Regions from separate parts of the Mus musculus genome. Here all the other regions are linked to region 1. The links are chromatin contacts, found by Hi-C or POLR2A ChIA-PET in ENCODE. All regions are on one chromosome and are shown on one strand. The core of a region is the stretch at or near the end of the contact, and the rest is flanking DNA. Distances in the headings are between cores, read along the strand shown.

The links. Hi-C counts contacts between places; a loop is a spot of excess contacts on that map. ChIA-PET counts read pairs that join two places held with the same protein, here RNA polymerase II (POLR2A).
Region 2: POLR2A ChIA-PET joins it to region 1 with 13 read pairs in Patski. The contact joins the enhancer-like site here to the promoter of Rin3 in region 1. A Hi-C loop is called at or near these places in 1 of 37 maps with a recorded cell type or tissue (heart). POLR2A ChIA-PET finds 5 or more read pairs at or near these places in 1 of 5 experiments (Patski).
Region 3: a loop to region 1 is called in a map of heart, with 7 times the contacts of the local background. The contact joins the enhancer-like site here to the promoter of Rin3 in region 1. A Hi-C loop is called at or near these places in 6 of 37 maps with a recorded cell type or tissue (gastrocnemius and heart). POLR2A ChIA-PET finds 5 or more read pairs at or near these places in 1 of 5 experiments (Patski).

The regions. Positions count from the first base shown.
Region 1 is chr12:102,281,229-102,284,800 of GRCm38, reverse strand. Rin3 (Ras and Rab interactor 3) reads right to left here and starts at 1,727. Exons shown (of 10, transcript NM_177620.4): 1 at 1,475-1,727. The coding sequence starts at 1,515.
Region 2 is chr12:102,240,397-102,243,968 of GRCm38, reverse strand. All of the region lies in intron 12 of Slc24a4 (solute carrier family 24 (sodium/potassium/calcium exchanger), member 4), which reads right to left. Among named protein-coding and RNA genes, the nearest start is that of Gm25203, 12 kb to the left of the region's middle. Within about 2 kb of position 1,733, at least 1 of the 3 ENCODE cell types and tissues checked has a DNase peak (open chromatin) inside an H3K27ac peak, as active enhancers do; it is heart, where a contact is called at or near this core.
Region 3 is chr12:102,317,435-102,321,006 of GRCm38, reverse strand. All of the region lies in intron 2 of Rin3 (Ras and Rab interactor 3), which reads right to left. Among named protein-coding and RNA genes, the nearest start is that of Rin3, 36 kb to the right of the region's middle. Within about 2 kb of position 1,651, at least 1 of the 3 ENCODE cell types and tissues checked has a DNase peak (open chromatin) inside an H3K27ac peak, as active enhancers do; it is heart, where a contact is called at or near this core.

The DNA.
Region 1 (3,572 bases), core at 478-2,977:
CCAGGCCATCCTTGGGGAAAATGGGGAAGTAGATGAGATCAGAACCTGATTCCTCACCCTCCTTTTCTAGCCGGCTTTACCTTCCCACCCAGGGTATAGCAGTTACTTGCTCCCAGGAGACCCCTTCCGCATCGGAATTCCCAGTTTCCCAGCAGATGACATTTGTCTCCACAGAGATCACTTCCAAGGGAAACATCAACACAGAATTTCCGGGCTGTGGTTGTAGCTGGGATTGGGGGTAGGAGGAAGGAGGCAGCCAAGCCCCCCCCCACCCCCCCACCCCCCGCCCCAGGACAATCCCAGTCCCTCCTATCCGAATGGGGGCCAGTTACACCCTACTGTTCCCAAACCCTGGAGAGTACAAGATGTGTACAGATAGCGTTCCTGTTCTAAAGAGTGGAAGCTCAAAGAGATGAGGTCACAGAATTAAAACAGGCAGCCACGGGAATTCATCCGGGATCAGGCCCGGGACTTTTAAACGGAAATACAAAAAGTATGGTACCCCAGATTCGTCCATCATCCATGGCACCTCAGAAAGTGCTAGAAGACTTTCGCAGAAATCGCTTTCTACTCGGTGCAGCTTCAAACCCCACCCTTCCCGATCTTCTCTTAGGACTGGGCTGGGCGGGATGACAGGACATTCCCAACCTTGTGTAGCTCTGGGCAGTGTTCCAGGTCTTGAGGTGGGGGGTAGGGAAGAGCACAAAAGTAGGAATCCCTTCCGAATGGTTGTTCCCAAGCCATTTAATTTCACACACTTCAGACTGCATCTGCGTCTGGGTATCCCGCCAATCATTTGCACCCGAGCACTCTAGACCCTCCTCACACACCAGGCTCTTCAAAGGCCAGTCCAAAGGTCCCCAGCCGATCCAGTGGGGTGGCAGATGGGATCTGGTGGCGCCTCAATCCTCCAGGCAGAGAGTTAGCTGCTGGATGGGCCTGCCTAAAGTTGTAGGTGCTTCTTATCTACCACCCTACTCCCCACCCCCGCCCCCACCCCCACTCTCGGTCCCAGAACCTGAGGGCGCAAGCTGGGGTTTAGGCAGAGCAGCGGTGCTTCGTGGTGCATGGGGCTGGCTGGGCCAGGGCAGCGAGTGCTTGCATCCAAAGTTCAGCCTAGGCTAGAGCCATGGCTACACGGACATCTCGGGCTCGAACACACCAAACCCTCCCAGCCGCACATTGTGCACTGCTTCCCCCCCCCCCCCCCCCCCCCCCCGCTAACAAAGTCTGGATTTGAAAGTTTGGCCAAGTTCGGCAGTCACCAAGGCCGCCCCCTTTCCTTGCAGAACCTAGTTTCACCCTTAGTCCCTGCTGGGGGATCCGCACGCTCGTGGGGGGTGTTCATTTCAGCATGACATCCACGACGTCCCGTAGCCCTATCCGGAGCACCCAGGGCTCTCGGGGATCAAGCTGAGCAAAAGAGGCAGGACGCGGGCCACCTGGGGAGCGGCGGGCACGGGTTGCCACTTACCCGGCAGGGTGGGCGCTCGAGGGCGCTTCGGCGCGTCGCATCGTGGGGCAGGCGATTGGGGACGCAGCGACCTCCGCGTGGCGCTGGCGCTGTCCCTCGCCGAGGGCCGGGCTGGGCGCCGCCGCCAGCCGCGCGCCCAGTGGGGAAGCGCGGGGCCGCTGCCTTCCACTTCCTGGATCGCAGCGCGCGGGGCTCGCAGGAAGAGGCCGGCCTTGGTGGTCAAGGGTTTTTTGTCAGAAGCCATTCGGCCGTGGCTGCTCGTAGCAGGGAGCCCCCTGGGGCGCGCGGAAGCCGGGCCGCGCCCCTAGGGCCGGGCCTGGCGGCGGGCGGTGCCGGGGTCGAGGACAGCACGGACTGTGGCCGCCCGGAGCCTGCGAGCGAAACTCACAGGAAAGTCTCCAAGTTGGCACCGGATAGCAAGGCACTCAGGGCTGGCAGGTGACGAGGCCCACGGCCCAAATGGGACCTCCTTCATCCCGGGGGAGCCACGACCCATACCCACTCCCGCCCCCAAGGCGGGGCACCTCCTCCACGTCCCTGACAGGTGGCCATCCTGTCTCTCCTTGATACCTTCTCTGTTGATAAGATCACTGTTTAACAAAGCAGATATCGTCCATGAAGCCTGACATCTAAGGCACCTGTGCTGAGTACAGCACCCAGTGAGAGACTAAAGGAGAAAACTTGCTAGCTTACACAACAACCGCGAGTCGTAATGCCTCCTTTTTTAAGCGCCCAGACACTCAAAAATGTCTCCTGAGCTAGCTAAGCCTGTGAGACCAGGTAATAGCGGACCTCAAGATATCACCTTGTTTAATTCATTCCCAGCCTGGGCATTATTTAGACTGCTGGGGACAGATTAAATGTTTTGTGCTTGGGACTGTCTTGTGCATTGTGCATTGTAGGAGTAACCCAACTTCCATCCACATCCTTGGCCTCTACCCACGATTACACAGGAGTGCTAGAGTGTCCACACACCCTCACAACCACTTCTCTTTTGGCATTTCCTCCAAATCAGCCTGTGGAAGTGAGAGGAAAGGCTTAGTTAACAGTCTCCTGCTGGGAGTGGTAAATGGGCCAGCTGATTTGGGAAGCAGCCTTGGCAGTTCCTCAGAAGGGGAAACTACGTACCCAAAGGGGCTTATTTCAGCTTTCAATTCCAGGTTACAGTTCATTATGGGGAAGTCAAGGCAGGGGGAGGGGGGGGATGTCAAAAAGCTGGTCACATGACATCCAGAGCAAAGAGAAATGAATGTAACCATGTTTACCTGGCTTGTGATCAGCTCACTTTCTCCACTCTTACATAGTTCAGGGCACCCTGTATAGGGAATGGTGCTGCCCACAGTGGGTTGAGTCTTCCCGCACCAATAACTTAAGTAAGACAGTCCCTCACCAGCATACTCATAGGCCTAACTAAATGCAGACAATCCCTTACTGAGAATTTCTTCTCAGTGATTCTAGGTTGTGTCAAGTTGACAAATTAAAGCTATCTATCATAGTGTGTCCATGCAAAACCTTATATATGACTGTTCATATCAGCCTTTATTTGTGTTATCCAGAGCTGGAGCTAGAGTTCAGAGGTAGAATGGTTGCCTGGCATGTGTCTGAGAGGCCCTATGTTGAAGGAAGAAAGAAAGAAAGAAAAGAAATACAAACAATTTACAGTAGCCAGTATGTGGGAGCAACCAAGCATTCATCAATCGATGAATATGTAAATAAGATCAGGGATCATCAGTCAGGGACTGTTATTGAGCCACAGAAAGAATGGGGCCCCAACAATGGTGCTTCTGCACAGATGAGTCTTGAAAGCATGCTAAGTGACAGAAGCCAGTCGTTAAACACATTCCTTTTGCATGAAGTGTTCAGAGTAGGCAATTTCACGGAGACAAACAGTAAACTAGTGTTCGCTAGAGGTGGGGTGGGGTGGGGTGGGGTCGGGGAGTGGGGAGCAACTGGCAATGGCTATGGAGTTTCTTTGGGGGTGATGAAAATGTTTTTAAATTGACTGTGGTATTCATTGCACAACTTTGTGGCTGTGTCTGAAAACCATCAAATTATACACTTTAAGCTGTTGAATTGCATCCCAATCAAACTAGCTTTT
Region 2 (3,572 bases), core at 484-2,983, 41 kb after region 1:
GAAGATCTTATCCCGATAGGTACAATATAGAGTGTGAGAGAGAAAGATTTTATCTGCAGGGTCAGGAGGGCTCCCGTGGACAAGCAGGGCATCCCAGAGCATAGGTACAACAAACAACTCCTATCTGGGGTCTTCCCCTGGCTAGGGCTCACGGTCACTGGCCCACTGTTTAGTGTAGAGCCAGACTATAAACTGGTTTCCAGGAGACAATGATTCTCCTCCTCCTTCCCTAGCCTCTGGGCGTCAGGGTGGGAAGAGAAAACCAGCATCAGGCAAGGCAGGCCAAGCTATGAGGAAGCTTGGGCATTACTGTCTTAGTTTCTGGATGGTCAAGACAGGGCCTCTGCCCACTGTTCTGGGCAGATATAGTGAGGGATGGAGGGCATTTATAACAGGGGTGGCCAGCCCTTTGGCTCCCTTAAGCCATAGTGAACAAAGTAGAGTTCTATTAGGCTATACATTAAATTTCAGGTCTGTCTAACCTAGAGCCCATTGGTTATAAGAACACACACATACAGACACATGCGCATGCGCACACACACTTCATTTCAATTTGTCTTATGGTTATTCTGCAACACAATGCTATTATCTATAAAATCCATGACTGAGAACTGCCCCCCCCTTTTAAAATAGCTTCAATGTTTTAGGTAGGTAGATTTTGTGATGGCTGCATTCACAGCTAGCCGGGGCTACACACAGATTGGACATGCATAATAGAAAACACACCATGTGGTCATTGACCCATATTTGCCTTTTAAGCCTGGAATCTCCCAGGGAACAGTGATCATTGCTTGCCCTGTCCCTCCTGCAGCCCTAAGGCCAGAATAGAGCCCGGTGCCCAGATGTTGCGTGACCAGGACAAGTGTCTGTGACTGCCTGTAGCCCAGTACCTGGCATGTAACAAGTACTCAGGCTCTTTCCTTCCTTTGACTTTCAAAACGGCAGCAGAACCAGGCCCACGGGAATTCTGGGGCCTGTGACTTTTCTAGAACACTGCATGTGGTCGAATCAGGGTGGATGGGTACAGCACACACTATGTGGATAAAACACACTACAGGATACAGTTCTTCTGAGTGCCTACTGTGCATTAGATGGTACAAGGCCTGATGGTATTACCGCAGCACCATAAGTAAGTGCCAGCACCGTGCATTGTGGATGCTGATTCAGTAGGAAAGCAGATCAGAAAAGTGAGGCACGATGGCGGCTCAACGGTGCTGGCGTGAGGCAGGGCTGAATTTCAAATCTAGGACTGAGGACTCCAGAATTCACCCCAGCCTTCCCGAAACAACACAGAAGCATGGGTATGGCTGATTGAGTCCTTGATATGCCACATTGCTTGCCAGCTAACCCCAGGGACAGCATTTTCCCCTTCCAAAGGTGCCCATCCCTGGAATTACTAAGGGGCACCCGTGGGGAAAGCACTAGCCTCAGGCACCTCTAAGGGCAGCTCAGAGCTACCACAGGCCCTAAGCTGAAAGGAGACCAAGACAACCCTGAACTGAGGTCATGGGTGTGGGATTTACTGGCTTCCTCTAACTGCCTGTGAACCTCCACCTCCACCTCCCTTGGCCCAGGTCACTGTCCACACCTAGCCGGACAGCCACCACCCGGTACTGTTTCCATGGCTACTCTGCTCCCAGAGAGGAGGAAGAGACACTGTGGTTTCCACGGGCAACCCTGTAAACACCTCTGAACACAAAGGAAGCTCTCCCTGGATGTGGGAAGCAGGCTGGTTCCTGAGCATGGAACTGAGGGGAACCTGAGGAAGCTGTTGTTCTTGGCTAGGTCAAGGCCACAGACCCAAGGACATCCTGGAGCCAAGAGAGAAAGGGGGCCAACTACAGAGGAAGCTCACCGGCTCCCCAAAGGGCTCATAGAGAGTTCACAAAGCAGCCACCCAGCAGGCAGCTGGAGCCCCCTTGAACTAGCTCCATCTTATGAAGTGGCCCCACCCAGAGACCCCACAGCTACATTGTTGGATGTAGGGAAGAGGGGCAGGTCCTAGGGGCTGTTCTACTTCTGCCACATTCGAGGCTTGGAGGGAATGGAAACAAGTCATCCTTTCACTGGGCTGCCCCGTTTTACAGAGCAAGAACTGACTTTTATGTGTCTCTCCCACAGGTTCCTGGATGTTTCAGGACCAGGTTGTCAATGGAGAGGCCAGAGGGGAGTGGTAGATGGATGCACAGAGCTGTCTATACCCATCTGTCAGCGCATAGGTCACAAGGGACAGTCATCACAGATTCCAGTCTGCTTCTCTTGCTGTGGTCCTGCTCCAACACCATTTGCCACATTGGTTTTTTTTGATGACCATAGCCCTGTGTCCCCTGGCTTAACCCCATAGACACAGGAGAGGATCAAGACTAGCGGTGGGATGACATAGGGCTATAAAGGTGGCGCTCTGGATGGAATCCAAGGCTCATGCTCCGGTCTCTTATAAACCTAGGGCCGATCCCAGTCTACCTGCCCTGGAGGTATGGGCTGCTCTCTTAGGACCCTGCTCTATGGACATCCTCCTCCTCAGTGTGTCCTAAGGAGAACCTCAGTACGGGGACCTTGGATCTGGAGAAGACCACATGTCTCTTGGCTTTCAGGGTCGCAGATAATTCAGAAACAACTGCTACCAAATTAGTGTGGCTTTCACCCTGACCAGCCAACTAGGCTGAGCATATACAGTGTGGGTCCCATGGAGGTGCAGGGAAGCTCACTGGCAGTACAGACACCACTTCCATTGGGCCATCTGGATGGCAGAGGGGCCCTGGAAAGGCTGACCCTCAGGGCTAATCTCCCCAGAGATCTCAGTAAGGAAGCAGGTGTCATTTTGGGGGTCTATCTTTGGTAGAAAAAGAAACGGTGCTTGATCAGGGCTAGCAATTCCTGAGCTAGACAAATCCCTGGGCTGTTGGTACCACAGATGTTTCCAGCTGCTTGGGTTAACTTATTCTGTAAGGCAGCCTGAGAGTCACAGAGGCTGGGCTCCAGAGAAGCAGGAACACATGTGCCCACCAGGCCTTGCTTGGGACTTGGAACTAGTCCCTGAGTTTGAGGACAAGCCCTGGAGCTGCAGGAAGGTACATACCATGGAGGTTTTCTAATCCAGAAACTCTAGGGAAGTCTATGGTCCCAGGAGAGTCTGCATCTCCAGACACAGCTATCCCAGGGGCCCAGACTGGCAGGCCCAGGCCAGCTACACAGATGGGGACAAAGCAGGGTGGGCGTTTAGTGAGATGTTAAGCACAGACTTTTTATTAGAAAAATATGAAGCTCTGGATTGGAAAGTTCTAGAATTCTGCTACCTCTTAGGAGGGTGGGCAGTAGGATAGAATGCCCAGGAATGGAGTCCAGTGTTTGAGACTCTGGGTCTCACGGAGGACACCAGAGAGTTCATGGAAGGCTGAGGACAGAGAATGCACACAGAGTGGGTTCTGGAGCCTCTCACAGACAAGCTCTTGACTTCATTCACTCTGCAGATTTCCAAATATGCAAATACAGTGCCGAGATACAGGTGGGCGTCAGTAGACAAAGATTCCACCCCCAAGGGACTGATAGTGGGAGGAAACACTCGGGATAAA
Region 3 (3,572 bases), core at 402-2,901, 36 kb before region 1:
AAAACCTAACCATCACAAACCACTTGAGAGACTTCTGTGGACAACTTTCTACAATGTTGCAAATTAGGAGCTAGGGAGATATCTTAGTGGGCAAAGTGCTTGCCTTGCAAGCATCGGGACCTGAGTTCGATTCCCAGAACCCATGCAAAAGGCCCAGGATGGTGGCACATTCTGTGATCCCAGTACTGAGGAGGCAGAGACAGGTGGGGGATTCCTGAGGGCTCACTGGACAGCTAGCTTAGCCGCCTTATTGAACTCCAGGTTCTATAAGACCTTGTCTCAATAATAAATGAAGAAAGAAAGAAACAAAGAAGCCAACCTGAAAACAACACAGGAGGTTGACCTTTGGCCTCTACAGCTGGGGTACAAACACGAGGTTGCAAGGTAGTTTGCACCCAAGGTATAAAACTAGACTCATGATTACATACTATTGTGATTAAGTAAACAGACAAGAGATGAATCTTAGGAAGAATCCCAATGCCATGGAGAGTCCTGTCATCCAGGAGGCTGGGTATAACACCCCTGCTTACAGCAGAGTGACTTTTCTTCCAAGGTGTAGTAGGGAAAGAGGGCAGGCAGCAGGGGTGTGCAGGGGGTGGGGATGGGGTGGGGTGGGGCGGCAAGAATGAGGCTGAGGGAGAGAGATGCCACAAACTGGCAGCAATGAGCAAAGTCAACCCCACCAGGGCAAGGCACATGGCTGTTTGGTACCTACTGTGGTTCCAATAGGAAATGTCCCCTACAGATTCATGTGTTGAAGACCTGAAGCCCAGGACTCTGACTTAGAGCTAATTCAGAGACTCTGGAAACATTAGGAAGTGTGGCTTGGCTAAAGGAAGTAGATCAGTTGGGGGCAGGTCCTTATATGCCGCTTGCCCTTTCCTGTTTGGCTTTGTTCCACCACTTCCTGTCTACCAGGAGGTGATGGACTTTGCTCTGTCACTTCCTGTCCACCGTGAGATGACAGGCTTTGCTTATCATTGGCTCTCAGCCATAATTCAGTTTTGCTTATGGTCCACAGCAATGTTGTTAACCAAATACAAACTGAGATCTCTCAAACCATGAGCCCACATAAATCCTTCATCTTTTAAACTGTTTCCCTCAGAAATTCATCACAGCAGCAAAAACAATATAACAAGGGACCTTTGAATGATGGGCAGCCACTGGTTTTGCCTCTGCTCTGGAGAGGGTCTTGGTGCAGACAGAGGACATGAGGTATAACCAAGTCCAGGCTTTAGTTGACGCTAATGTACAAGGACTGGTAGAGTAACTGTGGCAAGTGTTGGTTAGCTGCTGTCAGCAGGGCAGCTCGCATGCTGGTGGACACAGGGCATGCTCTGTTCTCAGGGCACAGGGTACTCTCTGTTCTATGTTTGCAACTTTTCCATTAACTCTAAAGCCATTCTAACTAAAATAACAAACCAGCCCAAGTGCAGAAGAAATAGAGGCAACTTTCTGATTGCCTTGTTGCTGAATACATACTTTTTTTTTTTTTTTTTTGGATTTTCCTTTTAAAAGGGGGACCACAGTGTTCCCAACTTCTTATCAGAGAAGAGGCTGCTAGGACTGAGGCAGGTCCTGGGGAAGGAAGTGGATGTGGCCAAGGTCACACCGACTCTGGGGACAAGTGAGCTGGCTCCCGGCAAGACAAAGGCTGCCTCTCACAATGCTGCAGGAGGTGAATCAGGATCTCTAGGCTGTGTCTCTCAACTCAGGGACCACCCATGATGTTTGTCTCTTTCAAAATAATGACATCACTGCACTGGTTCTATGGGAACCACACTGTGTAGCAAAGGGCTTCCCCAGAATCTTTGAGGATCCCTCAATGGGCATTTTCCCCATTTTTCTATGGAATGGAGTCTCACACTGTGGTCCAAGCTGGCCTGAATCCACTAAGCTATATCACCAACCCCATTTTTCCTATCTGTGTGATTTTAGGCAAAAGAGTCAACATCTCTGTGCCTCAACTTCCACATCTGGAAAGGGGGAATGCTGATTACGTCTAGCTGTCAGAAACGGCTTCAAGGATTAAATAATATTTGCAAAGTAGCTGCCTTAGCTTGTGTAAGCATGTTATGGGATGTTGTTGACTCAACAATGATAAGATAGCCTAGTGATCACATCTTAGAACACATCCCTGTCCTTAGATAAGACATCTGAATCTCAGTATAATCTGCTCACACCTTCCTCTCTTGGCTAAACTACCCCAGGGTCTTTTGTTCTCTCTAAGCCATCCTGGTGCTGTGTAAATGGGGGTTATGAGGCACCATTTAGGGTCTGCACTGTTCAGTGCAGATGCAACTGTCCCCCCCCCCATTATTTTGCATCCATGGTTAATGTGCAGGTGCACTATGGGGATATGAGGGTGAGTGTATTTGTTGCTTTCTTGTTCCTCCTTTGTTGGTGTCTCTACTCTGCACAGGTAGGCCTAGACGTGGGTCTGTCACTCACTAGCCTCATAACCTGAAGCAGGTGATGCTACCACCACCATCCCATCCCTCCAATCCCCCAACTCCCTCTGGGCTCAGCACCTGGCCTTCCCTAGACTCCTAGACTCTAGCCTGGCCTCTTGCAGCCAGGGCTGTTTCTGGCAGGTAACAGTTCTCACAGAACAGGCAGAGAGAAAAGACTGTAAAACGAACCGTCTAACCTTCATGATAGCAACAGACTGATGAACAGCACAAAGTCCCCAGACCCTCAGGTGGCAGAGTCCCAGGGGTGTTCTCCACACTGCCTTCAAGGGGGTTCAGTTAGTGTGTATAACCTCTGCCCATCTCTTTCTCTTTCTGCTTCTTGGGAACTCTCTATAAGACACCAGAGGTTTTAAGAGGCTGGTGCTGACAAAATCTGAACTCAGGCCTCCTCATGGCTTGTGAAATGGGACAAAGGCAGAGCCTTTGACATCTGGACAACACAGGGTTGGTGTTCACAAACAACAAACAGACCCCTAGGGGCCTGGGAGATGTCAAGTTTTTGTGGTTTTTGAAGAAAGGATGGTACAAGGATCAGGGTGCTTGCTAAGCACAGCACACACACTACCACAGAGGCCCCCTCTAACCACAGAAATACCTCTGACAAGGCCACAACTTCTATTGCCCCAGTTTGCAGTGTGACCACCCCCCATCAGTATTCTACCGAGGGCAAAAAGGATGGATCTGTTCCTCACAACTCAGTTTAGACCTGTACTGGCTGGTTTTGTGTCAACTTGACACAGCTGGAGTTATCACAGAGGAAGGAGCTTCAATTGAGGAAATGCCTCCATGAGATCCAACTGTAAGGCATTTTCTCAATTAGTGATCAAGGGGGAAAGGCCCCTTGTGGGTGGGACCATCTCTGGGCTGGTAGTCTTGGTTCTATAAGAAAGCAGGCTGAGCAAGCCAGCAAGAAGCAAGCCAGTAAAGAACATCCCTCCATGGCCTCTGCATCAGCTCCTGCTCCTTGCCCTGCTTGAGTTCCAGTTCTGACTTCCTTGGTAATGAACAGAAGTATGGAAATGTAATCTGAATAAACCCTTTCCTCCCCAACTTGTTTCTTGGTCATGATGTTTGTGCAGGAATAGAAACTCTGCCTAA